2 separate regions of the Mus musculus genome follow, and region 1 is linked to region 2. A link is a loop called in an ENCODE intact Hi-C map of the cell type or tissue named here. Cell type or tissue: left cerebral cortex. All regions are shown on one strand.

Region 1 (5,000 bases), 85 kb before region 2:
GCTGACCATGTTCAAGTGGAAGGCCCCAATCCAAGAACATACCCAAACCAAATTAGACTTGAGGCATTTAAGGAAAAAAAATCAAAATTAAGAGGACGTAAAGTTGGATGGTTAGAGAAAGGGGCCTGTGGATCTGGGAGGAGTGAATTGTGTGTGTGTGTGTGTGTGTGTGTGTGTGTGTGTGTGTGTGTGTGCTCTAAACATATTGTGTGAAGAACTAATTAAAAATGAGAGGATACGACAGGGCCATCCAGGATAGTAGGGATACAACCAGGCTAGCCAGGTTAGCGAGGAGTTGTTTGTTCTGGTGATCAGGGGTTGAGGAATCTATGACCAGGTGAGGTGCCTGAATTGCTTAGAGGTTTGCCTATCAGGCTTGATGGTGAGGGTTTTGTTTTTCTTGATAGTGAAAAGGAGCTACTGAACGTGACAGGATAGGCATGAAGGATCAGCCTTTCCAGACCTTCAGTGTGCCTGTGGAGTGCTTAAGCAAGGTACTTTGGCCAAGTCCCCTACCTTTTTGGAACTCACAGAAGAGATGAAGATCCCTTTTCTGCTTTGTCCACCTGGGAAAGTCAGGGGACTTCCCCATAAGCTTCATTCTTCATGCTTGTCAAAGTCAGATCCTCAGGAAACCTAAACATTTCTCAGCCATCTCTCTCTCTCTCCCTCTCCCTCTCCCTCTCCCTCTCCCCCTCCCCCTCCCTCTCCCTCTCCCTCCCTCCCTCCCTCCCTCCCTCCCTCCCTCCCTCCCTCCCTCCTCTCTCTGCAACTGTGTCCTCCTGCTGTTAGCCTCAAAGGATCTTGGTAATGTTCCCTTTTGCATTTCTCTCTGTTGCTACAATGACTGTACAGAAGCCCTCTCCACCCCCAGAGAAGACCCAGTCTTATACCGCAGCTTCAGTGCTGCCTACGTTCAGTCTTCCTTCCCATCCCTGCGGGGAGATGGTGTCTTTCTCGAAGCAAACACACCACAGCTTCACGGAACAACTGCCCACCAAGGAGCTCCGAAAGAGACCGTGAGATAACAATAGAACATGTGCCACGCTTGTGGGCTGCAGGGCTCACAGGGAAGAGGTGGGGAGCAAAGAAAAGAAACAGATTTTAATGTCAGGCTGACAAGAGTTTATTATACACATCAGCGGTTAAAATAATTACCTTTTTAAAAAAATGATAAAAAAGGCTTTCTGGGGCCCTGTTAAATACCAGCCGCAGCTCTTTCACACGGCATTTGCTGGGGCCCTGACAGAGATACCTCGTTTTTTCCAAATCCCCATGAAGGTTTTGGCAGGAAGCTGTGGCGGCACACGCCTTTCTCCTTGCCCTTTTACGGAGTTTCTGTCGAGGCTCTCTATGCCTTTGCTTGGATTTCTCCATTTTGCGTCTTCATTTTGGTATCCTCCTTCCCTCAGGGCTGCCGCGGTGGTGGGCGAAGAACCTAGTCGGCAGGCATCATCTTTTCATTTGCTTTGAAACATTTAGGCCTTTCTGAATAAGCAGAAGACATGACAGCAGTCTGTGGGGGCGAGCGGGGCCCTGAGAACCTGAGTCTCAGTTTTTCATCCAGCGAGAAAGTTCTCAGGGCAAGCAGAGGAGTCCGCTTTCCAGATTGTTCTGGGCAGTGAAGTCTGGCCACCATGTGGCTCCTGACAGTGTTAGGATAATACTGGAGGACATTCTCCGAGACTACTAGGATAGTACTCAGAACAATTAGAATCATATAATATTTTAACAAGATCAATAATAATCAGAATATTAGGATATCACATCCTAATATTAGAATTTTGGATACTCCAGCTCTAATGGCCTAATATGGCAGTTGAGGACCAGGAGGTAAATGTTTAGACTCTAGAGTCCACATATGACTCTGGGATCTCCACATAGAGCTCTCATTCTTTTCCTGGGTGTGATATTCTTTCTCTCTCTCCCTCTCTCCCTCTCCAGACTACAGGTCACCCAACCATGGTGTCATTCCTCAGTCACCATCCATCATTCTTGGTGTCAGGGACAAGGTGTCTCCCTGGAACCCGGAGCTCTAAATTTGGCATGGGATGTCTGGACAGCACACCCCCAAAGGTTTCCCAGCCTGTGCCTCTCCAGCAGTAGGGATATGAGCATGGACTACCCCACCCACCTTTCCGCATGAGACCAAAGTGAGGTCCTTATGCTTGTGAGGCACACATTTTACCACCAAGCTATCCTTCCAGCACCTATCCCACTTCTTTCTTGTTTCCAAAGTGAAAGCCAATTTCTTCATGACCACTCTTCCTTTAATGGATGCAGCGATAATGGAGATTATCTATCCCTGAGGTTGAATTTATTCCGATATCAGGAGTGGATGTTACTGATCAAGAAGTTGCCAATAAAACGGGCCACCCTGATGTATGTGGCTGTGATAGATTGCATCACTGGTAATGTACTGGAAGGTGCACTACCTGTGTGTACCTGCCTCGGTAAGGAGGAGACCGCCCCCTGCTGGCCTTACCAAGCTTGCCCTCTCGGCTGCCCAGGCCTGTTTGCTCTTGTTCTGGGTTGGGGGGTGGGGGGAGCACTAAAGAGCCCTCAGGCAGCCCTGTACTATCTGCCTCTTGAAATGATATTTTTGACTCTGTAGGGTTCTTGACTAAAATGTGGGTTGAAAACTATCGTACCAAAATTATTATTAATTATTATTAGTCAAAACCAGAGTAAAAGATGGCAACTGGAAGAAGCAAGAAAAAAAGGAGTGGGGGGCAGAGTCAGCCGGTGCTCTTCACTCCCTGTGGACTGGTTGGCACTAGAAAGGCTGTGGCACTGCTTCTTTCTCTAGCACGCCGGTTCTCAAAATGTGGGGCACAACCCCCAAAAGACCACTGGAAAACACAGATTTTATTTTTACATTACAGTTCATAACAGTAGCAAAATGACAGTTATGAGGTTGCAACAAAAATGATTTTGTGGGTGGGAGTGGGACACAGAGTTGAGGTATCAGGAAGGTTGAGACCGGCTGCTCTGAAGGGCTGGTGACCTTGCTCGTAGGGCGGTTTCCTTTCAGACGCCATTTTACTTGGATGTCCTAGGACCTCCCTACCTCCATCCTCAGAGCTCACTGGTAGGACTGTTTCCAATCCCTTCCCTGGAGCTGCCTCTTCCAGGAATGAATCATTTGAGTGGTCCCATGACCACCCCAGTTCTCAGCAAGTCTTTGCTGCTGAATCAGCACCTAGATGTCCCTGTAGGGAATTGGAATTTGTCCCCTGATCCTTCAGTTGTATATAGGTTGAGTATTTCTCTTCCAAAATTTTAGGACCCAGAAATGTTTCAGCTGTTAGATTGGGATCTCTGTGAGGACTCTCTACAAGGTTAAATATTCCTAATTAAAAACCCCAGACCCTGAAATATTCTGAGTTATGCAAGTTAAAAAAAATGGATTTCAGAGCATTTTGGATATTTGGAGTAGGAATTCTCAACCCACATACATTTTCTTTTTCTTTTCTTTTTCTTTCTTTTTTCTTTTGTTTTCTTTTCTTTTGTTTTCTTTTCTTTTCTTTTCTCTTCCTTCCCTTTCTTTCTTTCTTTCTTTCTTTCTTTCTTTCTTTCTTTCTTTCTTTCTTTCTTTCTTTCTTTCTCTTTTTGTTTTGTTTTGTTTTGTTTTGTTTTTGTTGTTGTTGGTTTTTTTGAGACAGGGTTTCTCTGTGTAGCCCTGGCTGTCCTGGAACTCACTTTGTAGACCAGGCTGGCCTCGAACTCAGAAATCTGCCTGCCTCTGCCTCCCAAGTGCTGGGTTCTTTTCTTTTCTTTCCTTTTCCTTTTCCTTTTCCTTTTTTCCTTTTCCTTTTCCTTTTCCTTTTTTCCTTTTCCTTTCCTTTCCTTTCCTTTCCTTTCCTTTCCTTTCCTTTCCTTTCTTTTTTCTTTTCTCTTCTTTTTACATCAAGAGAAATTGAGCATCTTAAACTTGTGTGCATATCAGTGCCAGGCAGAGTGAATGGAAAGTAGCCATCTGACAGGAGAGAGAGGGGGAGAGGGAGAGAGGGCAGTTTCCATTGAGTTCCTGAGCCTATATCATCTCCCTGTAGACTTCTTTTCAATTTCCAGGCAGCTATGGCTGGAGCAGACATCATTTGGTGCTGGCTTTCTTCTCCACAAATGCTCCGTTGGGCGACACATTCACGTGTGACGCTTGGCTGCACGTCAGGAAACCCATGCTCATTTTGTGGGCAAGCTTCTGGAAAAGTGGCTAAACTGGGCTGTGTGTGTGTGACATACAGCTATGAATTTATACAAAAGTACCCAGATAAGGAGAGGGGATATGTGAGAGAGGGCTTGGAGGGAGGGAAGAGATGGGAGAAATGCTGTAATTAAAATACAATCTAGGAAAAAAAAAAAGACTCAGGTCCCAGATTAGGTGAATTTGGTTGTATTGTTTTCTTCCAGAATCTGGTCACACTTAAGAGTTTTATTTTGGCAAAATCAACAGTCTGACTTGATATAAAATATAAATCTCCAGTTGGGTGAATGAGCAAACAAAAGCCGGGTGTTGGGTGGAGGGTGGCATGCCTGTAACCAGAGGGGATGCTCCTCCCTGGGGGATGGAGTTGGGTGGCAGGCTTGAGTTTGCCCAACAGCTCCTCTAATGATGCGGGTAAACAGCAAGCAGATGGACTTCCCAGATATGTGAGATCCAGCAGCGACAGTGTTCGTCGGGGGGGCGGTAGAGGGAGGAATAGGAAGAGAGAAAGGAAGAGGGGGGAGAGGACCGTGGGAGGAGAGCAGGTATCAAGCAAGAAGCTACAGGAGTGAGCTTCATGTTTTGAATCCAGATCCCCAGCTCCAGGTAACGACCACAAATACATTGTAGGAACCCACATGGACACGCAGCCAGGCTGAGACTACCCTGAGGGTGGCCAAGCACCAGGCCTAGTGTGAGCAGAGCCTGACTTTCCCCTGGGTTTGGTTGTGTGTCTAGGTGTGGGTGGAGCAGGCACAGGCAGTGAGGGCACAGAATGGCTGGCTGTGGTGGA
Region 2 (5,000 bases):
TCACAACGATTGTCCTGCTCTCAATATCTGTCGTCCATGTCAGGGTAACGTTTTGCTTGCCCTCAAGGACCCAAGGCTCTACTTGAGAAGGAGACAGATTAAAAGAAAAGAAAAAAACGGAGCTCCGTGTGTGAATGTGAAGCATAAATTTGGTTTAGAGGAGTAGGGAGTTTCTGCGCGTAGGGTCCAGGAGAGGGAAATTGTAGGACTGGAGTAGGAGCGGAGAGCAAGCTCTGTGGAGGGACCATGGTCCATGGAGGAGGGGAGCACAGCCAGTCTGAGCAAGGCAAAAGGAAGGGTCGTCGGGTCACAAAGGACTATTGGTCTCGATTTCCTGCAGAGGAGATTAAATGATAATCAGATTAATTGGGATTTAGTGGGAGGCAAATCAGTAAATCAGCATCCCACTGGAATTTTCTGTGCTAACCCAGCTTCCCAATGTGAAAGACAGTCCAATGGACTGAATGCATGGGGATGCCCCCACCCCCCGCAGCTCCTATGTCTGCATCCTTGGCCTCCGGTTGGTTGAAGAAGTGTTTGGGGAGGACTAGTAGGTGTGACCTCCTTGAGAATGTGTGTCACTGGGGATGGAGTTGGAGGTTTTCAAAGAATCTTAGCATCCCCAGTCTGACATCCTGCTGACAGACAAAGAGGTGAGCTCTCAGCTTTGCTGCCCCTGTGTCTTTCTTTGCTCCGTCATCATGGACTCCTCCCTTTGAAACCATACGCCCAATTAAATGCTTTCTCTTATAAGTTGCCTTGGTCATGACGTCTCATCCCAGCAATAGGACAGGGTTCTAGGACAGGTAGGGTCTCTGTATGATGTATTCCTGGCTTGCCTGAAACTCACAGAGGCCCACTTGCCTCTGCCTCGAGTGGGATTAAAAGCATGTGCCACCATACCTGGCTACTTAGAAATAATACCTTCCCATTGTAAAACTTCAAATACCAAAGTATTACATGATCAGAATTTTGACTTAGCAATGAAAAAGAAAAAAAAAACCAAAAAACAAAAAACAAAATAAACAACCTTCTGTGAGCCAAATCTGAAGTTCAAAAGAAGATCAAATCTAGTGGGTGTGGCTAGAAATCAAAGCAGTCAAAGCACCTGTGCTCTCCACTGGGAGACCACGTGTGTTCTATGGAGAAAGTGGCCTGGAGGCTGAGACAGTGATAACGCTCCTTGTGTTTACGGTTCACTGTGGAGCCTTACATAGGTGCAAACATTTGCCACACTCAAAGGGCTGTGTGTTTAGGTTTGGGGTATTGTACTACATATAATGTGCCTCAAAAATGAGATTCTTTCTCCCTCTATTTCTTTTGTTTTCATTCAATCTTCTGATAACATCAGGGAGAAACACGCAACTTGGGGCTTCAGCACCATTAACCTTTAACACTCACTAATCTCCCTTTTTAAACAAAAGGAGACAGCCTCACAATAATATTGTTTTGGTTTTATTGTAGCAAAAAAATATTTATGGCTAGTAATACTAGTTTCCCCAGGTAGTAACACATTTTTTTTTTAATTAACACTATGTAGCCAAGCATGGAGGTGCACACCTTTCATCCCAACAGAGGCAGAGGGGCAGAGAGGTAGAGGAGAGACAGAGAGGCAGAGGGTCAGAGGAGCAGAGGGGCAGAGGGGCAGAGGGGCAGAGGGGCAGAGGGGCAGAGGGTTGGCAGAGGGGCAGAGGGTTGGCAGAGGGGCAGAGGGGCAGAAGCAGATGGATCACTCTGATTCAAAGTCAGTTTGATCTACATAGTAAGTTCTAGGGCCAGCTAAGACTTTATTGTTTATTGCCTCAAAAACATAAAACAACAACAAAAATTAACACTCCCTAAGAAAGAAGAACAGTAAGCTGAAAGTATATGCTGTCCAAGATTTGAGAAAGCTGACAGGGTAGGAAACACTTGGGGGGAGGCAGGGTGGGACCGACAGGGGTGGGTTTTACAGGGAAACAGAAAACAAAACTAATCCTGTCATTTAAAATTGTGTGGACATTATGTGTAGCTCTTAGTTTGATTTCCCAAACTAATGAGGATGGTTGCTCTCAGAGTCGGGGCATTAAGTGATAGGATCAGGTCCAGGGGATCTGTGGTGGGGAGCTGGGGAGATCTGTGGTGGCCCAGAGAGCACTCAGTCCATCCTAGGAAGTGCAGCAGATGTGTGGTTCCTCCAGGAAGCCACGCTCTGACCTCTGCCTTCCGTGCAGCAGCGGACAGCTGGAAAGCAGTGCCCGGTGCCTGCTGGAGCGAAGTAGAGACAAAGGATCTGGAGGCTGCCTTGAAGCCTCTCCCTTACCCACCAACAGTGACCCAACACCTTCTAGGGATCTACTGGCAGCAGGAAGCAGCCAAGCCTCCTTGTGTCTCTTGAGGAACACTCATCTTACAGCCCTGCGAGGCATAGAGGGATGGTTAGTTATCTCCTGGTTGCCAGGCAGCACCTGTGCCTTGCACAGACACATCCTGAGATCTTTGCATGGCGTTCGTTAGCAATGTCGTGGGGACCTTGAGTTCCGTCTTCTGCTGTTTTCTATATGTCCTGTGCTTTCCCCCCCCCCCCTTGCGGTCTGGGTTCCTGTGCATGGTGCCGTGTTCTCCAGCATTTCCTGTTATGCCTAGCTTGGACACCCAGGAGAACGTGTCCCTGGACTCCAGGAGGAGTTACAGTAATGAGACAGTTCAAGCGGCAGTTGCTATTTAGCAGCCTCCTCCACGGGGTTCCAAGAAAACTGTGACATCAGTGAAGTTTATATTCTCTACCCCGACTTCCGTTTCTGGGCCCTCCCACTCCTTTTCTGGTGTCTGCTCTCAGCCATTTTATCTTTAGGCTCCATCTGCACACTGCCTAGCTCGCTGCAACCAGACAAGCAGTCCTGACGCAGCCGGGTCCCATTTCTGAGGTGCGGGGACAGGCGTCAGCCCTGAGGTTCTGTTGGGAGACCGGCTGCTCTGTGTGTGAGAAGGTAGAGCAAGGCGATGAGTGGCTAAGGTTGTTATGATACAGCAGCAGCCAACCTTCCTGGGCATTTGCCACAGAGTCTATCCTGTGGATGCCGATCCTCTCAATAATGTCTATAGGAGCCATTATTTTTAATTAATTGTGATTGACTTAGCTAGCGAGCGAGTTTGCAGAACTGTGTTGAGGATTGGACCATGTGCATGCTCGGCGAATACGTTGTCTCTGAATTACAGCTGCAACCCAAGGTAGCCGCTGTCAATAGCCCTGTTTTGTTTTTGTTTTTTACTTTACATGTGCCTTATTACATGAATTGACAGTCTTTGGAAATGCACAGCCAAAGAAGAGAAGTCACTGTTATACTAAGCTTGACGGAGAGCATATAGTCCTGTAGAAACCTCAGTGCGCAATGGTCCCATTTTACAGATGGGGAGACTGCACAGTATAGCTTGTGTAAAACCATACAGAACTAGGTCAGCCTCGTTCCAAAACCTACTGTGTGCTGTAAAGCTAGGATTTCTCACCCTCTCCCAGTGAGTCACCGGAGGCTTTGGTTCAAGTTCAGATTTCCAACGGAATGGAGCAGCTCACACTGTAATCCCAGACTCAGGAGCTGCTAGCTCCTCTCCTCCCCCCAGAGTCCAGATTCCGTAGGTGAACCACCCGACTGGATGACCCATAGGTTTGGAAACTGCACACAGAGTAGAGACCAAGGGACATTTTTCTGCTGGTGACTGTAGGAACAGCTACAGTAGGCCCTATAAAACCGAAGTACTGTTCTCCAAGCTGGGAGAAACCAGGCTTCTATGAAGGCCCCGCTGGGGAGCACTGAGCCTCTGCCATGAGCTCATGAGCTTGGACCACAGCCCGGGTTTCAGAACTTAGCCTAATGCAGCTCTGGGCACGCTCGGTAATTGCACCTAGTGTGGTGCTTGGATGGACTTAGAGAGCAGAGTGACCAGCAAAATCAAAACATAGTGAGAGGCAGAGCGGGGAAGAGAACGAGAGCAAGCAGACGTCAGCCAGGGACTCTAGGCCAGGCGAAAGCAACGGGCAAGGTTGGCTACATGGTGGAACAGAGCCTTTTGGGCCCCAGGGGAAGTTGAGCGTGAGCTGTAGGGCCAAGTGGTCTCCTACTCAGGGGCTCATGGATTTACAGGAGGGGCAGGTAACAAGAGAGATACCCACGAGCACACTCTTCAAACTCAGATTAGCTATGCAGTTGAATGAGGTGTAGTAACCAGGATGTCTCAGCATTGCAGTGGTGACACCCGGTCGGTTGGTCGGTCCGTCGGTCGGGGGAGGAGGATGTGAGACACATAAGGAAATCTTCAGGATGTGCGGAAAACACACACACACGTGGTCCTGCCTCTGACTTGGAATCTCCAATCCACTAGTAGGGCCCGTGGTATTTTTAGCTCTGTTATCAGGGCACAGAGGAGGTTTTCAAGGGTTGTAGGATGTATCTATTCAAGTATTCTATGTGACCCAATGGCTGCTCACTGTAACATTTTTTTGTCCCACCAAAGTACAATGAGAGGAAATGGGGCTGCCGGAAATGGCCACTTCATCAGGGCCTCTGTTGTGGCCCTAGCCCCCCCCAGGATTACCGGGGTCCTGACCATTGTGAGCAGCCTTGAGTAACCCTCTGCTGTGGCTGCTTGTTTTCATCTTGTGCCGGGGGACCGTCGAGAGACACAGGGAACTTTTGGAAGTTAATTGTCACTGTGCCCCAGTGCCTTCAACAGACATTTTCGAAGATGGTGCCTCTCTGGCCAAGCAGCTGCCAGCATGATCTCATGGTCCTGATGGTGGTGTTGGCGGTAGAATGGAGAACGTGGTGCCTTCGTTCTCAAGAGACCCAAGGCCTGTACCTTGAGGAGAGGCCTGAGGCCAATACCTCCTTTGCAAAGGAAACAGAACAAGCGCTCATCCAAGTCCCTCTGACTCCCACACACGGCCTCTCAGCTCACATTAGTGACCAAGGAAAGGCCTAGAGTGGCGTTTCTGAAAGGCTTGTAGATGCACCTCTGACAGG

What was found. A loop is a pair of places that touch in the nucleus more often than their neighbours do. Peaks named below come from ENCODE experiments on the same cell type or tissue, not always from the same donor. Only the 100,000 strongest peaks of a DNase experiment are listed, where the experiment ranks them.
Region 1: a loop joins it to region 2, with 10 times the contacts of the local background. A loop is called at or near these places in 2 of 42 quality-filtered maps.

Annotation. Positions count from the first base shown.
Region 1 is chr17:86,213,514-86,218,513 of GRCm38, forward strand. All of the region lies in intron 1 of Prkce (protein kinase C, epsilon), which reads left to right. Among named protein-coding and RNA genes, the nearest start is that of Gm52296, 27 kb to the right of the region's middle. In left cerebral cortex, a CTCF peak has its summit at 2,472 (motif pointing left); DNase peaks (open chromatin) are centred at 959, 1,390, 4,161, 4,758 and 1 more place; H3K27ac peaks cover 1,847 bases.
Region 2 is chr17:86,298,651-86,303,650 of GRCm38, forward strand. All of the region lies in intron 1 of Prkce (protein kinase C, epsilon), which reads left to right. Among named protein-coding and RNA genes, the nearest start is that of 2010106C02Rik, 14 kb to the left of the region's middle. In left cerebral cortex, no CTCF peak of the experiment used is centred here; DNase peaks (open chromatin) are centred at 2,795, 3,486 and 3,810; H3K4me3 peaks cover 541 bases; H3K27ac peaks cover 1,332 bases.